Linked DNA regions of Mus musculus: regions 1, 3 and 4 are each linked to region 2. A link is a loop called in an ENCODE intact Hi-C map of the cell type or tissue named here. Cell type or tissue: heart. All regions are shown on one strand.

The links. Hi-C counts contacts between places; a loop is a spot of excess contacts. Peaks named below come from ENCODE experiments on the same cell type or tissue, not always from the same donor. Only the 100,000 strongest peaks of a DNase experiment are listed, where the experiment ranks them.
Region 1: it touches region 2 in a loop (6-fold over the local background); 3 of 42 quality-filtered maps call a loop at or near these places.
Region 3: a loop joins it to region 2, with 11 times the contacts of the local background. A loop is called at or near these places in 35 of 42 quality-filtered maps.
Region 4: it touches region 2 in a loop (6-fold over the local background); 6 of 42 quality-filtered maps call a loop at or near these places.

The regions. Positions count from the first base shown.
Region 1 is chr11:16,589,533-16,594,532 of GRCm38, reverse strand. No RefSeq gene overlaps it. Among named protein-coding and RNA genes, the nearest start is that of Sec61g, 84 kb to the right of the region's middle. In heart, no CTCF peak of the experiment used is centred here; a DNase peak (open chromatin) is centred at 2,882; H3K4me3 peaks cover 620 bases; H3K27ac peaks cover 3,028 bases.
Region 2 is chr11:16,946,468-16,951,467 of GRCm38, reverse strand. Fbxo48 (F-box protein 48) reads right to left here and starts at 58. Exons shown (of 4, transcript NM_176982.2): 1 at 1-58. Eldr (Egfr long non-coding downstream RNA) reads left to right here and starts at 186. Exons shown (of 4, transcript NR_110425.1): 1 at 186-448; 2 at 538-586. In heart, a CTCF peak has its summit at 2,486 (motif pointing right); a DNase peak (open chromatin) is centred at 197; H3K4me3 peaks cover 1,330 bases; H3K27ac peaks cover 1,517 bases.
Region 3 is chr11:16,522,713-16,527,712 of GRCm38, reverse strand. No RefSeq gene overlaps it. Among named protein-coding and RNA genes, the nearest start is that of Sec61g, 17 kb to the right of the region's middle. In heart, a CTCF peak has its summit at 2,635 (motif pointing left); no DNase peak of the experiment used is centred here.
Region 4 is chr11:16,751,187-16,756,186 of GRCm38, reverse strand. It overlaps Egfr (epidermal growth factor receptor), which reads right to left and starts at 3,984. Exons shown (of 28, transcript NM_207655.2): 1 at 3,617-3,984. The coding sequence starts at 3,704. In heart, CTCF peaks have their summits at 3,057 and 4,089 (motif pointing right); DNase peaks (open chromatin) are centred at 2,706, 3,396 and 3,996; H3K4me3 peaks cover 1,964 bases; H3K27ac peaks cover 1,387 bases; H3K27me3 peaks cover 3,982 bases.

The DNA of each region.
Region 1 (5,000 bases), 360 kb after region 2:
AGAAAGAATAATCCATAATCAGGAGATTAGAAACAAGGCCTAATGCTAAAGGCTGAGATAAATGCTTAGGAATCATGGCTTAAGGGTAGGAGAGAACCCTCAGTTCTATACCATAAATTGACAAGTGAGAGACTGAGCTAAACACAGAAGGGCAATTGAGGACTAACATCATAAATCAAGATGTTCCTTTCACAGAGAATCTTGGTACCCAGGCTACAGGAAGAGAACTTTAAAGACATGCATGGACCCTCAAAATTCTAGTCATACACGCTCTAACTGTATCAAAGGGAGCAAGAATAATAAATGTGTTTCCTACCCAGTTTGCTCCAGCGTCCTTTTGTAACAGGAAGTTAGAAAGGTCCGAGCAGCCACTAGGTAGGATTCTGGGAAATGTCACCTACTTACAGTGTAGCATATCTTGGCTGGAGAAAGATAGTGATGTTTTAAGTGCCAGTCCTAGCTGCCGTGCCCTAAACTGAATAAAAAGGGGAATAAAAAGAAAACCAGCTAACTCTTGGCATCCCCTGTTTTGCTTTCTGAATTACCAAATATACTGCTTGCTACTATTAATTCTCTATCCTGAAGGGTCACCATATCCTCCAGACCCTGAGCCAACATAAGTTCTCTTGACTGCTTCTTGTCTGACATTTGGCCACAACAATGAAGAACATTATTTATATATAGTCATTGGCCAGCAGTGTTATGAATACGAAGAGAAGAAAATCCCTTAGGTGGGATACACACTCCGTGTGTGTGTGTGTGTGTGTGTGGGGGGGGGGGGGTTGTGGTGTTTGAACTTCATTCAGAAATTGGTGGTGAAAACAGATATGGCTGGGGCTATGGCCAGGTTGGGTTCTGACATATCTGAAGGACACTGACAGCGACAAGTTAGGGTAAACCATGTGCTAGTAACTATTGTTCTTAGCTTTCATTCTTCTGTATATTCTGCTCCTGGTGTGTGTGTGTGTGTGTGTGTGTGTGTGTGTGTGTGTGTGTAACTGCCTACTTAGTTTGATAGTCGATCCTCGTCAGGTTCTGTCACTAGGTGCTAGAGACAGAAGACAACAGAGATGGAGAATCTTACTCAATTCTTTTCCCAACCACCCACCCAGCCAAACCTCTTTGCCCAAACAACCCTCAGATACAATCTTCCTTCCCTATATCTCCTGAAACAGGTTTCTTGTAGCCTCCTCAGAAGAAATGGTAGGCATTTGAAGAAACCTACATCTCAAACAATTTAAAACAGCACAGAGTACCACTGGGAACTCAACTAAAAGTTTTTACACAGCAAACTGAAAAAGCAACTTTTAAAACAAAGTGGAGCCCAGCGTGGTGGTGCACGCCTTTAATCCCAGCACTCGGGAGGCAGAGGCAGGCGGATTTCTGAGTTCGAGGCCAGCCTGGTCTACAGAGTGAGTTCCAGGCCTGCCAAGGAAAGGAACAGATCCACATGCTCTCCTCTGAAGCCAGAGCTCCCACTCTTTGCTGCCCCTGCCCAGGAGGACAGGCCTGCAGCAAGATTCAGGATAAGTACAGTTATCTGTTAGCATTCCTTCTAGGCTCCGCCCAACAGTTACCTGGCAACAGCCAGGTAGGCCTGGCTCACTATAAAAGGGGTTGTTTGCTCCCTCCTCTTACTCTCTAATTTTCTCTGACTCTCTTCTCTCCCTGACCCCTTTCTCCCTCCCTCCCATTCCTCCGCACCCCTCTCCACCTGTTCCTGGACAGCCTTCCCCCCCTACCCCCGCTCTCCCCACCTCCCTTCTCCCCCTCTGTGTGTTTTTCTCTGCCTCTACTTCCTTCTAACCCCCCCCCCCCCCCGCTTCCCATGCCCTAAATAAACTCTGTCTACACTATACCTGTCATGACCCGCCAAGGCACCCCTCCCACCTCACCATACCTGGCTTTATCAAACGTATCCTCTTTCTTTTTATAAAACACAACAGTATCAGAAGCCATCTTGGCAAGGGTGGCCTGTTATGCTCCACACCAGCTTCTCAACTTCTGAATGTTCACATCCCAGGGAGCTTTGAAATATTCTGAAGCTTCTGTCTCTGTCTCTGTCTCTCTCTGTCTCTGTCTCTCACTCGTGCGCTCTCTCTCTCTCTCTTTCTCTCTCTCTCTCTCTCTCTCTCTCTCTCTCTCTCTCTCTCACACACACACACACACACATACATACACACACACACACACACTAGCAGATCCCACGGATCCTTTCGCTTCTGTAGAGCCAGGTTGATAGCTGACCAGCAGTCAGCCTGTCTTGGTCAGTGAGTATCCCAGTAATTTGGCTGCTTCAGCTACAGTAAATGACACTAGAGAAAAGGCATTCAAATGGAATTCTAAAAACATTCCTGAGAAATACCTGCCCAGTTTCAACTTGTCCAGCACTCTCCGCACAGAAATCTCCATGAATTCAGAATACAGATGAGGGACAAATGTAGATCTCAGCTACTAGGGCAAAAAAGCACCTTCAGGGCCCAGCCAACCTGGCCATGCCAGGGGCCAGGAGAAAAGCATTGCGGTTGCCCTTGCTGACTACATGGAGATTGATAAACCTGCAAAGAAAAGACTCCAAAATGGGCTACAGAAGGTTTAATGAAAGTTGAGTAGCAGCAGGGCCAGGTGGTCTGACCACCAACCTGCAGCCTCCCTGTTTGGAAGAGAGAAGGGCATGCCTTACTCACTCAGGCTAAGAAAACCCCCTGAAAACACGTCAGTAACCCTCTGCTCTCCTTTGGCTGCATCCCCCTGGGCTCTGCACTTGAAAGGCAATCTGGCAAGCCTGGTTACTCAAACACACCACGTGCCTTGCATTCCTCACAGGGCTCTACAAAAGGTCTTCCTCCAGCTCTCCATGGCAGCTGTTGCTGCTCCCAGAGCTGCTCCGGATGAGTGCATTCTGACCGGAGCCTGGCCTCCTGCTGACTCACTTGGTTACTATGGCCAAGTCACTCAGCGTCACTACACGCCTGGGTGACCCTATTTATAAATCTCACAGCAGCAAAAGGGCCTTCCTCACCCACAAGAAGCAGCCATGTTCTACTCTCGGGATACATCTAAGACCGGTGCTAACCCCAGGCAAAGAAGTTTGAGTCCTGATCCATTGAAGGGGCAGCTGGTTATAATCATCTTCCTTCAGCCTGCTTCCCACAAACAAACAAACAGAAAAATCTGCTGGAAGTGGGAAACGTTTCCTATGTTGCTAAATATAGCATTAAAGCTTTTCTAATTGTAAGTGTTAAGTAATAGTATTGCTAAAATCTCACACATTAAGTGTGGATAAAAGTGTCGGAAGCTTTGAAAAATCTCAATCTCTAAGGATAATTTTGAGAGTATTTTTCTATTCTGTTTCTTTCACATATGTGGAGTTGTATTTGTAAAAACAACACCGCTTCATCTTCTTCCTTGATTTTTACTCACTTTATTATAATTATGTTTGTCTTATTTCCATGCACTGTAATCTTTTAAGGTTTGTTTTAGAGAAACTTATGTGTTTTATAGAAACGGGGATATGTTTTCTAGAGCACCTTACGATGCAGTAGGAGGGCGTACCTAAGCAAGCCAACGACGAGGCCCCCTCCCAAGGTAGCATAGAGATTATTTGGGGACATGGGAAGGGGAGTTGAGAAGGGAATAGAGGGAGAGAAAGAAAAGAGGCAGGCCAGAGAGCATCGAGAAAAGGGGAGACCGGAAATGGGGAGAGAGGGAGAAAGGGGTCAGTCAAAGGGAGAAGAGAGTCAGAGAGATAGGGAGAGGTCAAACAATCCCTTTTACAGTAAGCCAGGCCAACCTGGCTGTTGCTAGGTAACTGTTGGGCGGATCCTTGAAAGAATGCCAACCGAAACAAAGAGATCTCTACTAATCTGTTTTTCCCTTATGTACTGTAATTTTTTTAAATTTGAAACTTATTTAATTTATTTGATGGAGGTGAAAATGTCTTTTATTTAGATAAGTAGCATCTACAAAAGCCCCTTTACTTATGTTTCTTACAATTTTGTTTACTGCTTAAGTGGTTCCATTTTTTATTTTCTTCCCAGCAGTCAACTGTATTGAAGCCATTAAACCAACTTCCCTCAAACTACAATCTGTGCAAACTCACACAACAACAGCAGCTGCTTCATGCTTAGCTTCCTTCCGGAGACCTCAGTATTCCCACTGTATCGAAGTATCTGAATTACCTGTGAATTTTAGTCCCCTAAGTCAGAGGGGCAACAATCAAGATAAGGGGGCTTAGAGACTTTTTAACAGGTTCATCATTTTCTACATTTTTTAAATTGTGAAGTACAAAATAATATACCTCATAAGAATTTAAATTCACTGGTGTTGAATGGATTCACCAGTAGGGAATTCACCAACATTAATTTTTAGAACTTCATTTTCTTTAACTAATGTTTATTCCATAAAAACAACCACTCCAGCCCCCCACCCCCACCCCCACCCCCACCCCCATTATTCTAGCTGCTGTAGCCTATCACTCTGTTTTCTGACCTGATGAATTTGATTGCAGTTGTCACCCATGTGACATACATAAATTGATTTTCTGTGACTGTTTATGTATCACCTGTCCTCAAGGTTCACCCATATTTTGTCAGAGCTTCCTTCATTTTAAAGCTGAATATTAGTTCGTATACATATCATGATTTTGGTTTACTAAATTGTCTTGTAAGTAATTATGTATTAGTTTTCAATTCTCAGATAAAATTGTGCAAATCATTTCCATCTTGATTTCTTTGGTGACCCGCTTAGCCTCCAACACCATGCTGTCTAATCCCCACTAGTTTGTGTACTTCTGCAGTTTCTCTTGGGATGGATTGCTGCCTTTATGTAATTGTTATCAGACAGGATGTAGGTAGTAGTTACATGTGATCCATGACGGCATTTAACTCCTATTTTTTTATTGTTTATTTTTTGCTGTGATGACCTGTCAATGGATGAGAAGGGAGTCTTAAAATCACCCACCATCGTTTTGCATTTTTGTTTTTAAAATTTATCCTTGT
Region 2 (5,000 bases):
TCCCTGTGCAGGGAAGGGCAGAGCTGCCTCTCCTACCTAAAGGCGCGGTGCCGGCTCCTCCCGCGATTTCAGTCCTCCGGATTTGAATCTTTTCCGGAAGGCCTTCATGTCCCGCCCTCTCAAGCCTCGCTCCACCCATTTGCATGCGCGGTGCCTTCTGGGATTGGTAGTTTACCCTGCGTTTCATCACCGTAAGGGAAGGAAAGAAAGGAGGCCCAAGTCACTGCAAGGTCCAGCGTCCCCGCTGAGTGACAGCGGGCACATGGGCGGGACTTAAAAGAGCGGGACTTACAAAGGGCGGGACTTACAAAGGGCGGGACTTGCAAAGGGCGGGACTCCCAAAGTGCTTTGGTAGCTAGCGAGGGCTTTGAGACGGCCGAGAGTTTGAGCGCCAAGGCTCTCTCTCCCCAGGGGACTCTGCAACCTGACTAGGTGCTCCTTCCCTGAGGTGTGTGCTCGACAAAGGTTGCTGAAAAAGTTCACGTTGAAATTTTTTTTGATGATAATATCGTGTTACTCATTTCCTTTGTTTCTTAGCATAGTAACATTCCAGGGAGCTGCCCGGGGAAGCTTAACGCTCGATGCGGTATGTATTCTATCTAGTAGCATCTTGCAAAAATATAGTGAAATATCAAGGACTACCGAGACTGCTATATACGATGGAATTGCAAACCTTTCAGCTTATGTGGTTATTAAGTTAGCTGAACATTGTAGTTTTGTTCCCAGAGAAGATATTTGCTAGCATTCAACATTTACCCCTTGCCAGTCTTTCGTGCAGTTCTGTATTTCTCTAAGACTGCTTTTGCATATTACACCCTTACGGCCTTTAGTTTGAACATTCTATATGTCTCTGATTATAAAGATGTTGAAGCTAAGAGATACTTGTTTACTTAGGCCTAATGGCAGAAAGCATCCTGGGGAACTTTCCAGGATGTACATATATATACATAGAAACGCTCAATATCCCCTGTTATGGATTCAAGAAACTGTGACTCCCCTGGGAAGACACATTTAAGAGCGGACTACCTCGTGTATTGAGCTTCTTCACATTCCCAGTTAATGTCTGAAATAAGAAGTCAGAGACTTACCAGAAGGAACAGACCTTGGGGTGAGAGCTGAGGGAAGGGAGCTGCTTTCATAAAAAACACCAATCCGATCAAAGCCATACATCCCACTAGCTGGCATAAGAAAGCCTATAGCTTTCTATAGAAGATATGAGTCAGAAATACAAGGAAAGAGGAAATGGTGTGTGTGTATGTGGTGGTGGTGGTGGGGGGGTGGGGGGAAGGGGGCACCATTTGGTGTGTGCTGGTTGGTTTTTGTCAACTTGACACCTTGGAAGAAGGAACCTCAAATGAGGAATTGTCTCACTCGGACTGGACTGTAGGCAAGTTTATGGTGGCATTTTCTTGATGATAGATCTATGGCGAGCCCAGCCCACTGTGGGCAGTATTGCCGCAGACTATCGCCTTTTTGGGTCTCCTATCTGTGTGGAACGGGTCTCTGGTTGCAGGTGGACAAGGAGTCGGCGAATGACAAACAGAAGCGACAGATGAGATTGTGTAGAATCTGAATGTAATTTGTCAAATCGAGCATCAAACTTTTTATACAGAAGAAAATAGGGAAGTTGGGTGACATACCGGCAAGGTACAAAGAGGTTACTGGATTCTTACACAAAACAGAGGAATGCAAACATGGAAGGACCGGCAGGAACCAGTTGGGATAAAATTCAATGCTAACAACTGGGATCAAAAACATCTCCACCTAAGGCCCACTTAATCTTAGAAGCCAGGGTCAAGGGCTTTGTGCCCTTGCCACAGTTCCTATTCTAGTCTATTGTATAGTCCACCTTCCCCCTAGGCCATTGTAAATACTTGTGTATGGGTGTAACTCAGCTATCCATATTTCTAAGTATCTACTCTGGTTACTTCTTAGATCACAAACTTCCATCTTCCTAGATAATGGTAAATTCCTGTATAGGGCAGTGACTTAGCTATCCATGCCCAAGGTCGGATCAAGGACTGCCTAGAATCTAACTTAGCTATATGTCAAAATATCAATCCGTAGGAGCACTTGTAATAAATCAATATTAAGGGAAAGCACACAGATGTGTTTACCAACTAAAGCAAGGGCATTGGAGCATTCTTTATACAGGATGCCACGATTCCAGGAGACTAAGTTTCCGTGAACTTTTCGCCTCGGAACAGCACCCAGGTTTTCAGGGCCTGTCGAGCTTGTCACTACTGGAGTGGATGTAGCACAGTATCATTCATATGGTGGTCCTGGGTTGTGTAAGAATGCAAACTGAGCAAGCCAAGACAAGCAAGCAGTGGTTCTCCAGGGTTCTGCTTAAAGTTCTTGCTCTTCCATTGCTGACTGGAATTAGTTTTCATTTCTGAGTTCATGCTCCTGTAGACTATTTCTGAACCTGCCATTTCTGAATCTTTACCTCAGCTAAACTTTATGTTGTACATGCCACCCTTGACCAGCAGAGGACACCATTGACTTACTGGCGGGGTTTTTTTGTTTTGTTTTGTTTTCCCAAGTTCCAAGTTAAGTTTAGTAACAGTGTTAAATTTAGTAACTGTTTTCTGGACAGGACAGGACAGGACAGGACTGCAACACATAAACTTCCAGCAGCTGTGGTTCCCCCCCCCCACCCAGACCTATACTAACTAGGTCAAGCCAGTCAACATTTTAGAGTACCATGGTGAGGGTGGAATTGGGTTAATTCAAGAGCCTCTTGCTCCTAACTGGGGAGTTATATATAGTTGATAGCTTCTGAGGAGAGAGTCAGTTTTCTTTAACAGTGTGTCATTTGGTAGGTCAAGCAACAACCAGAGGATAGCCATACTCAGGAGTAAATGATAGCACCAACTGGGAGAGTGAGAGCAAGCAAGTGAGCGAGCATGAGAGAGAGGGGGGGGGAGGGAGGAGGGGAGTAAGGGAGCTAGGGTGTGAACCTGAGAGGAATTAGGAGGAAGCATAGTTAGTATCATCAAAACTGACATTCTTACTTTTTAAAAATTCAGTGAAACTTAATATGGGGATTATTGCATTCATAGGTTGGAAGACTAAACATTGAGTATTTGAAAATGTCATTTTTTTTTTATAAAAGTCTCAATACATTACAAAGTACTCTAACATGAAGGAAGACCTCTGCAACATGCTGACTCTTCGCTGAAAGCTACATATAAAGAACCATCAGCATTTGTTGGGTACCTTAGAAGGCACTGGATATTTGTATTGATGTAATTCTGACAAACACACTACTGTTTACACTGAGATAAAAATGTCAAAAACCAAGGAAGGGTCTTGCTTCTTTTATTCATTTCAATAAATTTTCCTTGAGATTTTTATTGTTTTCCTTCCTTCCTCTTGAAATCATAACCTCTTCCTCTCTTTCCTCTACCCCCCCTCTTATGCACACACACACACACACACACACACACACACCTAAATATATCAACACAGGTGCTCATTCTGTTTCGTGTTACTTGCATGCATACTAGCTCAGGGCTTGGTATCCAGTACTTGATATTGGATAACAGATTAGGGGCTCATCAGTAGAGAAGACTAATTCTTGTGCTGTCTTCATTCCTTAGTTGTCTGCAGTTCTTTGCCTAGGGGTAGGGTTCTGTGAAATATTTCACTACCATGTTAGATGTCTATTGGTGTTATCTTTGTTTGGGTCTTTTTTAGCTAGCTGTATTGTTGAGGTATCATGGGTGATACATCCCCGGCATTTCCAGGAGACATTGTCTCATAGCAGATTCCTGGCATGTGGCCCTTACAGCAGTTTTTCTTCTTCTTCCTGGATGTTTCCGGAGCCTTGGGTGCAGGGGTGTGTTTGATGGACCAGCTGGAGCCAGGCACTTGTTCTTGCATTTTGACCCATGGTAGTTTAATGTAATGATCTCCATCTGCTCTAAGAAGAAGTTTCTTTGGTGAAAGTTGGAGAATGTACTTTTCTGTGGGTATGAGGTTAAAACTTTAGAATTCAGTTTGGAATTGTGTTGGTTTAGTAAAATGATGACAGTAGGTTCTCCTCTAAGACTCACAAACTCTAGTTAGTTACTCAGATTTCCAATGCCAGGAATGATTTTCCTCCTTTTCAGCAAGCCTTTAATTCAATAAGAGAGCTATTGGTTACTACACACACACACACACACACACACACACACACACACACACACACAAATAGACAAGAACATTTGAGGTCAGCTTTGCACTTGACTTTATCAGTACCTCATAGCTTTTCACACAGTAAAGACGTAAATAAGAATAGTGGTAGATTGAGAAAGTTCTACTCTTTTGATAGAAAAGAATATTTAGTTACTTATGGGAAAATCCCATCTAAAACCTCAACTTTCTCTCTTGAGTTCTAATTAAGCATCCCTCTTAAGTGACCCTGGGCGAACATAAACTATTTGGACTTTGATCCTGCCCTTGACTGACACATGCGAGGAGCAGAGAAAACAGACTCCAGGAATTCAGTGAGTGTTTTCAGTAAGGCAGACAAAATAGTCAGTTCTCTTCAATACTCCTCATGTGGGGAAGGCCAATGTAGTGCTGTTGTAAGGAAAGATGGAGCTGAGCCTTCCACATGTTCCTTTTTAAACTCAGACATAAATAAGACACATTTAGACAAAATTATAAAGTGTCGTCTTCATCTTTCCCTAGACCTCCATCTTTGGACATAACCCAGAACTCAGACAAAGGCCCTTATCCTCTGCAGTGGTCGGGATCAGACAGTGGTTGGCCTCCAGGTCTAAATCATTTGAATGTGAGAGGGAAACAGTGATGGTTTGTAGATGCCCGGTCCATGAGACCCAGCTTTTTACAACCTGCACAGTTCTTTTACTCAGCCGGATATGGACAGATGTTCCCCTCATCTTCCCGAGACCTTGGGTCATGGAATACAGAAAGATGGCTTTGACACCACTTTTTGTTTTTGAATCACAGTAAAGAAATCCTCAATTGTTGAGTTTCTCCTCTTT
Region 3 (5,000 bases), 420 kb after region 2:
CCACAGGAGCATAGATTTTAAGTTAGCTGCAATAAGAAGCTGTGCAAGAAGCTAAAGGGAAGGACTCCAGATTGGCAGCATATTAAGAGTTTACACCTGGACCTGGAAGAGAAGAGCATGGTAGGGTGGTACAGGAATAGAGAGAAACTTGCAGGAGAATGCTGCAGCCTGCTGAAGCCAGGGAGAAGGTGCAGGAACTGACTGGTTAGGACTTCTGGGTGACCATCAGCTAGATGTTAAGGGGAAGGATACAAGAAAAATCATAGATGATGTTGGACAGAGTACATCTGCTTTCCTTTTATGTGTGAGAGGACCAGCTTATAAGGAAAAAGTTGGTTTGGTTTTGTTTCTCACACTTTTGGTCTACGATAAGTTGGCTTCAGCCCTGAGATAAGACAGTGCATCATTCAACAAGTATGCTTATGGAGAAAAGTGGATCATGTCATGTCCAGGACTCAACCAGAGACAAAGGAAGAGAACAGGGTCCCATAGTCCTTTTCAAATAAGTGACCTTACTTCCTTCTAATAGACCCCACCTCTTAGCAGTTCATCAATCTTCCTGTGGCATGAACATTTGGGAGCATGGGCCCTGCAGGGATGTTCAAAATCCATATTAGCTGAGGGAATATATGTATTCTAATGACTGATGTATACAACCACATGATGCCATGTCCAGGTGACTGAGATATGTGAGGGGCTGCAACATGAAGATCAGCACAGTACCATGTAAATGGGAAGCCCTAGAGACCAGTGTTTAAGAAAGGCAAGTGATTCTGAGATATCCTTGGGAAGTTCTCATCTTCCAGCTTATCACATGGTGTAGACATATGAAGGTCCCCCTTGGAAAGGTTTAGCAAACTACTGTTGCCAAAAGAAATGGACAGAATTTAATCTTCTACCCAGATTCAGAAGAAAGGACAGAAAATATGAGCAAACCTTGTGAGGAGCATGCTCACATCCCTTTATAAACATTCAGGACCAGAGCCCTGCACTCACTTGGAGGTTTGCCACTGGAATTTATCTCAGAAGCAGAGAATTAGTCACAGGATTGCAGGTAACCACAAAAGAGAGGAGGGACACAAACTAATCGCATAATGAGACCTTGAGTGCCAGCACTTGCACAGAGCATCTGTTAATCTTACAAACAATCCCGTGAGAAAGATGTGGCTTCCTTCATCTTTTAGAAAAGCAAACTAGAGCTTAGAGCCACTTGGGAACAAGCTCAAAGAATTATGCACAATATTCAGGGCAGGCTGAGTCTCTATCCTGGAGTACCATAATTACAATCCACAAGTCCCTCTCTCACAGACCAGAGACTTTAACGGTAATATGTACCATCAATTCCATCATCTTGCCTTGGCTGCTGAGCATCTGTCAGTGCAGGGATCACATAAAAATTGGACATTAGACCCAAAGTCCAAATGTCCTTTTCTGGATTTTTCTGTTGCCACCAGAGTGGCAAAGTCTTGTAAGACTCCGGGGAGCCTTAGCTTACCAGGGACACCTGAGTGAACCATGTGGAGTCAGGATCAACGCAAAAAGCAAGAGGAATTTATTGTTCCAGTGCACTGGAGTCGTCCAGACCCAAAGGAGAGGCAGTGACCCCCCAGCACCAGTTTGGGGAATTTTTATATGGTTTCCAGGGCCAGAACAGAGCATCTGCAACTAGGCACAATATGATTGGCTGAACAGTGCACCTTTTAAACTGATTGGTCTTTAGGGAATGAGGTGACAAGGACTTCCCTTGTCTGAAGGTGAGCAATGGTCTGTCCTGAGGAATGTGTCCCCACCCGCAGGTTCCTGCCCTTAGGTCTGAGAAATGCTAATTAGCCTCTCCCTTCCAGAGGGCTGAGGGTTTCATGACCTTCCCAAAGTTCCTACGCTGACCTTTCCACTTCCATCAGTATGGCTTTGCTGGACTGTGTCACAGAGAGAAAGAAAGAAAGAAAGAAAGAAAGAAAGAAAGAAAGAAAGAAAGAAAGAAAGAAAGAAAGAAAGAAAGAAAGAAAGAAAGAAAGAAAGAAAGAAAGCGATTCTGAATCAAATAGATAGTTTGGGAAATGGATCCATTTTCTTTCCTCTGTAGCATTGAGTGAATGAATGTTTCTTGGTGCTCCCTAACAACCTGGCTATGTCTTCTTTCCTAGATGACAAAGTTGTTAAAGAGTGCACAGACTTAGAGTCAGTTCCTCCGTCTTTCCCACACCACTGTGTCAGAGATCCATGTTCCTGCACTGCCCTCTATTTATGACTATCTGAAACACAAAATCAGGAACTCTAGAGGGATCCAAGCACTCTTTAAAAAATTAGGGTGCTATTTTACAATAGACTTATACTGAGTTTTCAACATTCAGTAGGCAGGAGTGTCCATAGTAGTAAATATTGTACTGATATCAAACTACTGCACTTTTGAACTGTATTAGTGATAGCTGAAAAGAGAAAGTTAATACGATTTTGAGATGTTTAAAGGATAGTTTTTGATTGGAGATAGCAATTACAATACTAGAAATGGCTTCCAAAGCTCCTTGGAAAAGAGCATGGAGGGGAATCAGTCCAAGGGCTCACCAGGGTTTGGATACAGCCACAGAATTTGTGTATATTTTCTTGGTGGAACATCGCCATCTTGTGTCTTTTCCAGATATTTCACATAGAAATATGCATCACCATGGTTCTTTTAGTGTTTAATACTTGTTCCCTAGTACAGATTCTAATTTTTGTTTCAAGATTCAAACTAAATAACACAAGTACATGTATATAATTTTATACCTCCCACTTCCTTGTTTGTGTTTGCTAATTATTCAAAATGATGAGTTTATGACTCTTTCATACATGTACGTAGTCTATGTCAATCAATAGGCTATTGTAAACAACTGTATTATAGTATGATGTGCTGGTTAGTTTTATGTTAACTTGACACAAGCTAGAGTCTTTAGAGAGGAAGAAACCTCAATTGAGAAAATGGCTCTGCCTGTAGGAGATTTTCTTAATTAGTCACTGATGGGCAAGGCCCAGATTATCGTGCATGGTGCCATCCTTGGATTGGTGGTCACAGGTTTTATAAGAATGGCTGTGCAAGGCATTGGGAACAGTAAGCAGCACTTTTGCATAGCCTCTGCATTAGCTCCTGCCTCCAGGAGCTCCTACTGTCCTGCTTGAGTTCCTGTCCTAACTTCTTCCACCTATGGGAGGTGGTGTGAAAATGTAAGCCACATAAATCCTTTCCTCCCCAGTTTGCTTTTAGTCATGGGGTTTCATCACAAAAATACTAACTTCACTAAGACATATAATAATCAAAACTACAATGTTATGCATTGCATAATAAGCCAATCATGAGTTATAAAAGTTATATGTTCAAGGGGTTGCAATAGACCATATGGAGTGCAAGAAGACTGAGCACAACCAGCAACATAAAATTTCAAATGCTACACACCTCTGTTCAATTGCCTGATCCTCTGTACATCTCCCCTGTCTCCTCTCACACCTGATCCTGGCCTCTTATTTCCTCCCCACTCCTTTCTCCCTCCCTTAATTCCTCTCTCTCTCTCTACCTCCCTTGATTATTTTTGGTCTTCCTTCTTCTTGAGCTTCATATGGTCTGTGAGTTGTATCATGGGTATTCCAAGCTTTTTGCCTAATATCCACTTATAAGTGAGTACATACCATGTGTGTTTTGTGACTGGGTTACTACACTCTGGATATTTTCTAGTCCCACCCATTTGCCTAAGAATTTCATGAAGTCATTGTTTTTAATAGCTGAGTAGTACTCCATTGTGTAAATGTACCACATTTTCTGTATCCATTCCTCTGATGAGGGACATCTAGGTTGTTTTAAGCTTCTGGCTATTATAAATAAGGCTGCTATGAACATAATGGAGCATGTGCCCTTGTTATATGTTGGAGAATCTTTTGGGCTTATGCCCAAGAGTGATATAAATTGTCTGGGGGAACTGCCAGACTGACTTCCAGAGTGATTGTACCAGCTTGCAATCTTACCAGCAATGGAGGAGTGTTGCTCTTTCTCCACATCCTCACCAGCATCTGCTGTCAACTGAATTTTTGATCTTAGCCATTCTGGCTGGTGTGAGGTGGAATCTCAGGGTTGTTTAGATTTGCACTTCCCTGATGACTAAGGTTGTTGAACATTTCTTTAGCTGCTCCTCAGCTATTCGATATTTCTCAAATGAGAGTTCTTTGTTTAGCTCTGTACCCCATTTTAATAGGGTTATTTGGTTCTCTGGAATGTAACTTCTTGAGTTCTTTGTATATTTTGGATCTTAGCCCTCTACCAGATGTAGGGTTGGTTAAGATGACAGTGTCCTTTGCCTTACAGAAGCTTTGCAAGTTTATGAGATCCCATTTGTCTATAGTTGATCTTAGAGCCTGGGCCATTGGTGTTCTGTTCAGGAAATTGGATGGGGAAATGGGGATAGCCGCTAGAAAGTCCCAGATGCCAGGAAAGCAAGAGGCTCCTAGAAAACAACGAGGATGACATAAGCTGAAATATCCAACTAAGGAGAGAGAGAGAGAGAGAGAGAGAGAGAGAGAGAGAGAGAGAGAGAACCTGTAAGGACCATAACAGAGGTTAGGCATGGCCCCTGGTTGAGGAATGGGGCCACCTACCCATCTCAAAAATATTAACCCAGAATTCCTCTGGTCTAAAGTAAATACAGGGACAAAAAGTGGAGCAGAGACTGAAGGAAAAGTCATCCAGAGACTGCCTCACTTCGGGATCCATACCATATGCAGACACTAAACCCAGATACTGTTAGTGATGCCAAGAATTTCTTGCTGCCAGGAGCCTGATATAGCTGTCTCCTGAGAGGCTCTGCCAGAGCCTGACCAACATAGATGCATGTACTTCAGAATCCTTCGGACTGAGCATGGGGATCCCAATGGAGATGTTAGGGGAAGGATTGATGGAGCTGAAGGGGTTTGCAACCCCATAAGAAGAACAATATCAAACAATCAGAACTCCCAGAGCTCCCAGGGACCAAAACACC
Region 4 (5,000 bases), 200 kb after region 2:
AAAGCAGCTTATGTGTGGGGACTCCTCAGTAACAATGAAATTGCAGAGATATTTAGGGATAAAAAAAAAATGTTCCAAAACTTTAAGTTTAGCCTTTTGTTGATGAAAAGTTGAACAGAGTTAGAAAAGGGTACTTGGAATCTAGGTCTGTTGGAAAGAAATCACCCAGAAGTGTAAACATGAAAGAAGGGCCCCCTGTGATAATTCCCATATAGCTTTTAAAGCAAGCTGCTTGAACTGCTAAGATTGAAAGCCATTCTTAGCATACACGTTTCACAGATAGCCCGTCAAAAGGACCAGACATTTTGGTAGTGATAGAGCCTTCAGAGATTAAGATATCAAATCCAGCACCTTTTTTTCCTTTTAGAAAAGTTATGACTTATGAGGCTAAGTAAATAAAGCCAACGGAAGCTGTTGAGTCTATTGGTGTCACCACCTGACTTCAGATAACATCATGTCCTACCACTGGGAATGTGCACCGTAAGAAAGTCAGTCGGAGTACTAGTCTGTTTTACATATTTGAAAAGCAGATTACCAATGTTTAACTAGTGGTTTCAAGAACTACATATGTTTGGAAGCAATAATATAATCATTAAGATCCCCCTTTAAACTCATAATGTCTGCCACATCTTAGACAAGCAATAAACATTTACTGAATCTAGAAAGGAGACTTCAGAAGCCTGGAGTTCCAGTGGGACTTTCCATCTAATCTAGACCTGGAATGAAAACATAAGCTTCTTGGATAGAAAGCCAGTACTGGGCTTCCCAAGACCCAGTCTTCTGAGAGACAGACAGACAGACAGACAGACAGACAGACAGACAGTCTTGAGAAGCCTTTGGAATCCCCTTCAAGTTGGTTCCACCTCCAAACTCCACTGCCTTATTCAGGCTGAGGGTCCCTTCTCTCCTCATTTGCTCTGCACAGGATCTTTTCCAAAGAAGCGCCTTCTCCTGCCATCATGGTACAGGTGGAACTTGCTCAGCAAGTCCAAGCTAATACCTTGCCCATATTTTGTTTTAGTGACAACATTGCCCCCATCAAAGGCAACCCAGGAGACCACAGCATCCATGAACAGGAAAGTAGGCCACTAAACAAGCAAGCTTCAGATGGGGACTGATTTTTCAAATGCCTGTTTCCTGGTCCTTATCCTTCTAGCATCAGAACTGAGTCATTTACACACCTAACCTAGCCTGGTCCTCCTACAATAAGGTAGTGTAGTTTGGAGGTGGAAGGAACTTGAATCAATTTTGGCATCACTTCTTAACAGCTATGGGGGAAAATCACTACACTTCTCTGTGCATAGGTTCCCCAAACAGATGATGAGAATCACCTCTCACTACATGCAATGTGAGGACTGACAATGCACTGAAAACAGAGTCTAACTGTCTTCTGCTTTGATGACATTTACATATGGTACCATAGATTTGGAGGGAAGGATAAACACCCTACCTCAACTAAGGGAGCCAGTCTGGAACAAAACTGACCAATTAAACAAACAAATCTTTTATCAGCCTGTTGCAGAAAGGGTGTCTCACGTTTTCAATAATCTGTCCTTTAGAACTTAGCCTTTTTACGTTACTTTGACAGATAAATATTTGCTTGCTACCTTTCCTGCTACACCCAGAAGCATTTGGCTTTAAGTGAATATCATACAAACAGACAGATGAAGTGGCATTTTTATTTAACCGAAAACAAATCTCCAACCACTAACAGTGTTCATAACAGTAACACCTAACAGCGAAGAAACACAGAGTTAAGCTGAGACAACTGGTGTTCTACAGGGGCTCTAAGGGAAACTGAAAACTAGGGGAGGGAGTCCTATGGGTAGGCACAGATGCCAGGCAACTGACCGATGGGGCCTGGAGCCCTTCAGCTAAGGAAGGTAGGAGAAAAGCTCCACAGTGCTCCATCCCATCTGTGAAAAAAGCAAGCCCTCTTTACCGACTTTATCCCTGCTATTTCCTGTACTGCAAGATTTCCCAGACTCCTGCTCGTTAGAACCGTCGTGGTAGTCTTCCTTTAGATGTTATCAATTTTTCATTTATGCTAGCGAGTCTCAAATCAAATGCTACAAGAGTTTTGAAAATTCTAATTCTCAAGATCGACCCGTGAAATCTGAGTGTATGGAGTGGTAGCTAAACAACGGAGGAGGGGTGTAGTTTGTTTTGCTTGTTGATTTTTAAACCCAAATGATTTCATTGTGTAGTTAAGTTTGGGAAACTGAGCCTTACACCCCCTCCAACAAAAGTGCACGGAGCACCAACCCCCAAGTCCAACTTGGATGCGGATGACATCAACAGCAAGTGCAGACCTGACTCCTGGAACCCGAGCGGCTGGATTTTGAAATTGTGCAATTAAACCTTCCGAGGCATGTTTCTCGTGTCAAGTGGGTTTATGGTCGGATAGTCATGAAGCCAGACTTGTTCATGTTCCGTCTGGACAGTTGGCATGTGTGATCCATGGACATCAATGTTTCTTTTTAATTAGGGGTTATATTTTAGTTGGCCAAATATCAATCACTTGGGGGGGGGGAGGGGTGTGGAAGGAAAGAAAAGAAAAAGAAACCCAAGAGGGAACGTCTCAGCTAACAAGTAAGAAAGTTTGCTACCGGCCTCATTTTGAAACACCAAGGGTGCACTACACCCAAGGGCCCAGCTGTCACAAGGAGGTCAGCCATCCATTGCAAAGGCAAGTGATGCTGCAGCAGCCCAAGCTTCTGGGAAAGGGCAAATTCAGGGATCCCAGGGGAAGTAGCCACCCCGCAACGCTAGCTCCAATCTGGCATGGAGCCTTGGTCCCCAACCAGTGCACCTAGCCTGGCAAGTCTCTGGCATGCTCTATGCCTAAGAGGCGGAATCGACCCACCCCACCCGCCACCCCCACGCCCTCCTTTTTTTTTTCCTAGTGAAGAAGCAAATGACCACTAACACCATCTCTTCCCAGAAGTCCTAGGTGGTTAGTGACAGAGAGATCTCCACACTTCCAGGTCATTGCTGCAACTACACACCCGCGAAAGGGCAAGCCAGAAATCTGCAAGCTACATTGGGACTCAGGCTACCAGGTCCTGAGAGTACCCTGCTGGAGAAGAGAGGAGTTGAGGGAAACCGCGCTCAGGAAACCGCGCGTCTCAGAGGTTCCGACCTTGACCAGGGGCGCGTTGGTTCGCACTCCAGTCCCTCAACTCTCACACTGAGCGGGTGGGACACACCCGACCCGCTTGAGGATCCGGGGTCCCTCCGCTCTCCCTGACAGTACTGGGCGCACGTGCGCCAATGCCCGGCGTCCCGCGCTGTCCCGCACCACGTTTCTGCTCCGAACGCCTACTGAGCGCAGGAAAGTGAGGCAACTAAGTTGGCAGCAGTCAAGAGCCCCGGAGCGCACAGCCGCGGCTCCCACGCTGCCCTGGCAGCCCCTCTGCTCCTAGCCCAGTCTCCCTTCCTTCGGCGGCCCCAGTCTCGCCCATTCCAGACTCCGTCCAGTTCCTCCTATGGTCCCGGCCGCCTTTGGGAGCCAGAAGAGGAGGAGCGGGCGGCTGGGGACTTAGAGTCCCGAGCGGAGGTTGGGACTGGGCGAGCTAGCTCGCAGGGGGCGCGGGCCGGTGGGACACGCCCTTACCTTTCTTTTCCTCCAACGCCCCACCTGCGGCGCAGAGCGCGGTCAGCAACACCAGCAGTGTGGTTCTCGCGGTCCCTGAGGGTCGCATCTCTGACCGGGAGAGGTTGGCTCTGGCTCTCCGGGATTAATCCGAGACAGACGGAGTCCCACGGTTGTGCCCAGTGACTGCGCCGGCAACGACGAGACCCGGACACAGGCTCGCGTCCAGGTGACCTGTCGTCTGTCTGGGAGGCGGTAGCCTCCGGGACTCGATCCAGACGCCCTAGCCCAGGAGGAGCGCACAGTGCGGGAAGAAGAGGAGGGAGGCTGCTGCGCGTTGCGCTGGGGCTGCCCAGACGTCTAGTTAGCTCGGGTCGGGACTGGGGGAGGCTGGGCGGGAGGAGGAGGGACTAAAGAAGGAGGAGGGATCCAGAGGAGCGAAGAGGAGGAGAATGTCAGGAGAGAGGAAGCGCTCTCCGCGAGGATCGAAAGCAGGCAGTGACCGGAAGGTGGTGGTGGATGGCCTTGGCCACCACTAGACAAGGCTCTGGGGGCGAGTTCTGGCTGTGTGCAGCGGGTCAGTGGGTGGCCTTTGGAGTTAATTTCTGAGGGGACTCCGCTCCGCTGCATTTCAGGACCTAGGAAGTCCAGCCAATCTATGCCAGGGTCCCCTCCTTCCTTCCCTCTGTCTCCCACCTTCTTCCTTCCTTTCTTTCAATTAACCAAACAACTCTGGACCACCTCGGTTACAAACTGTCCAACCACAGAGCACAGGTTGGAGAATAACACAGGTGGGGACGCTGTTCACGTATTCTCCATAACTTCTCCAGGATCTCAGAAGGGTCAGGCTGACTTGGCAGCAGTTTCCAACAGCACAGGCAGAGGCGGGTGCCTCAAGTCTGAAGTGGCACTAAGAAGTCCAAGGGTCCTTCAGATCCCATCAAGAACCCTCCATGTCTTCTGAAAGAAGGGCAGCCAACTCCTGACACTTAGAAGGGCCTCAGTATATTTGCTGGATGAAAGCATGCATGTTGAAGAACATGGCATTTTCTACACCTGGAGCCAGTCTGGAGTGCTTGAAAAGCAAAGCAACGTACACATGAGGCAAATTCCTCCACAAAAGCAGAGACTTGACATAACAGCAGTGAACAAATCTTTAGAGCAGTTAGCATCCTCTAGTGACCTCAGCTAGCCCTGCCGCACATCAGGAGGCAAATTGCCAAGTAAGTTCACTTAGAATTTGACCAGTAGAAATGTGTCCCTGAACTTCAGGACCCACAACTAAATTCCTTCAGCAAAGACCAACCAATGTCCCTACTTCTTAGCTATCAGAGGAATGTCCCCTGCTTCCATTCAATCCAAAGTCTCTGAGTTTTTCACAAAATCACTTGGTCCCCTAATTTAG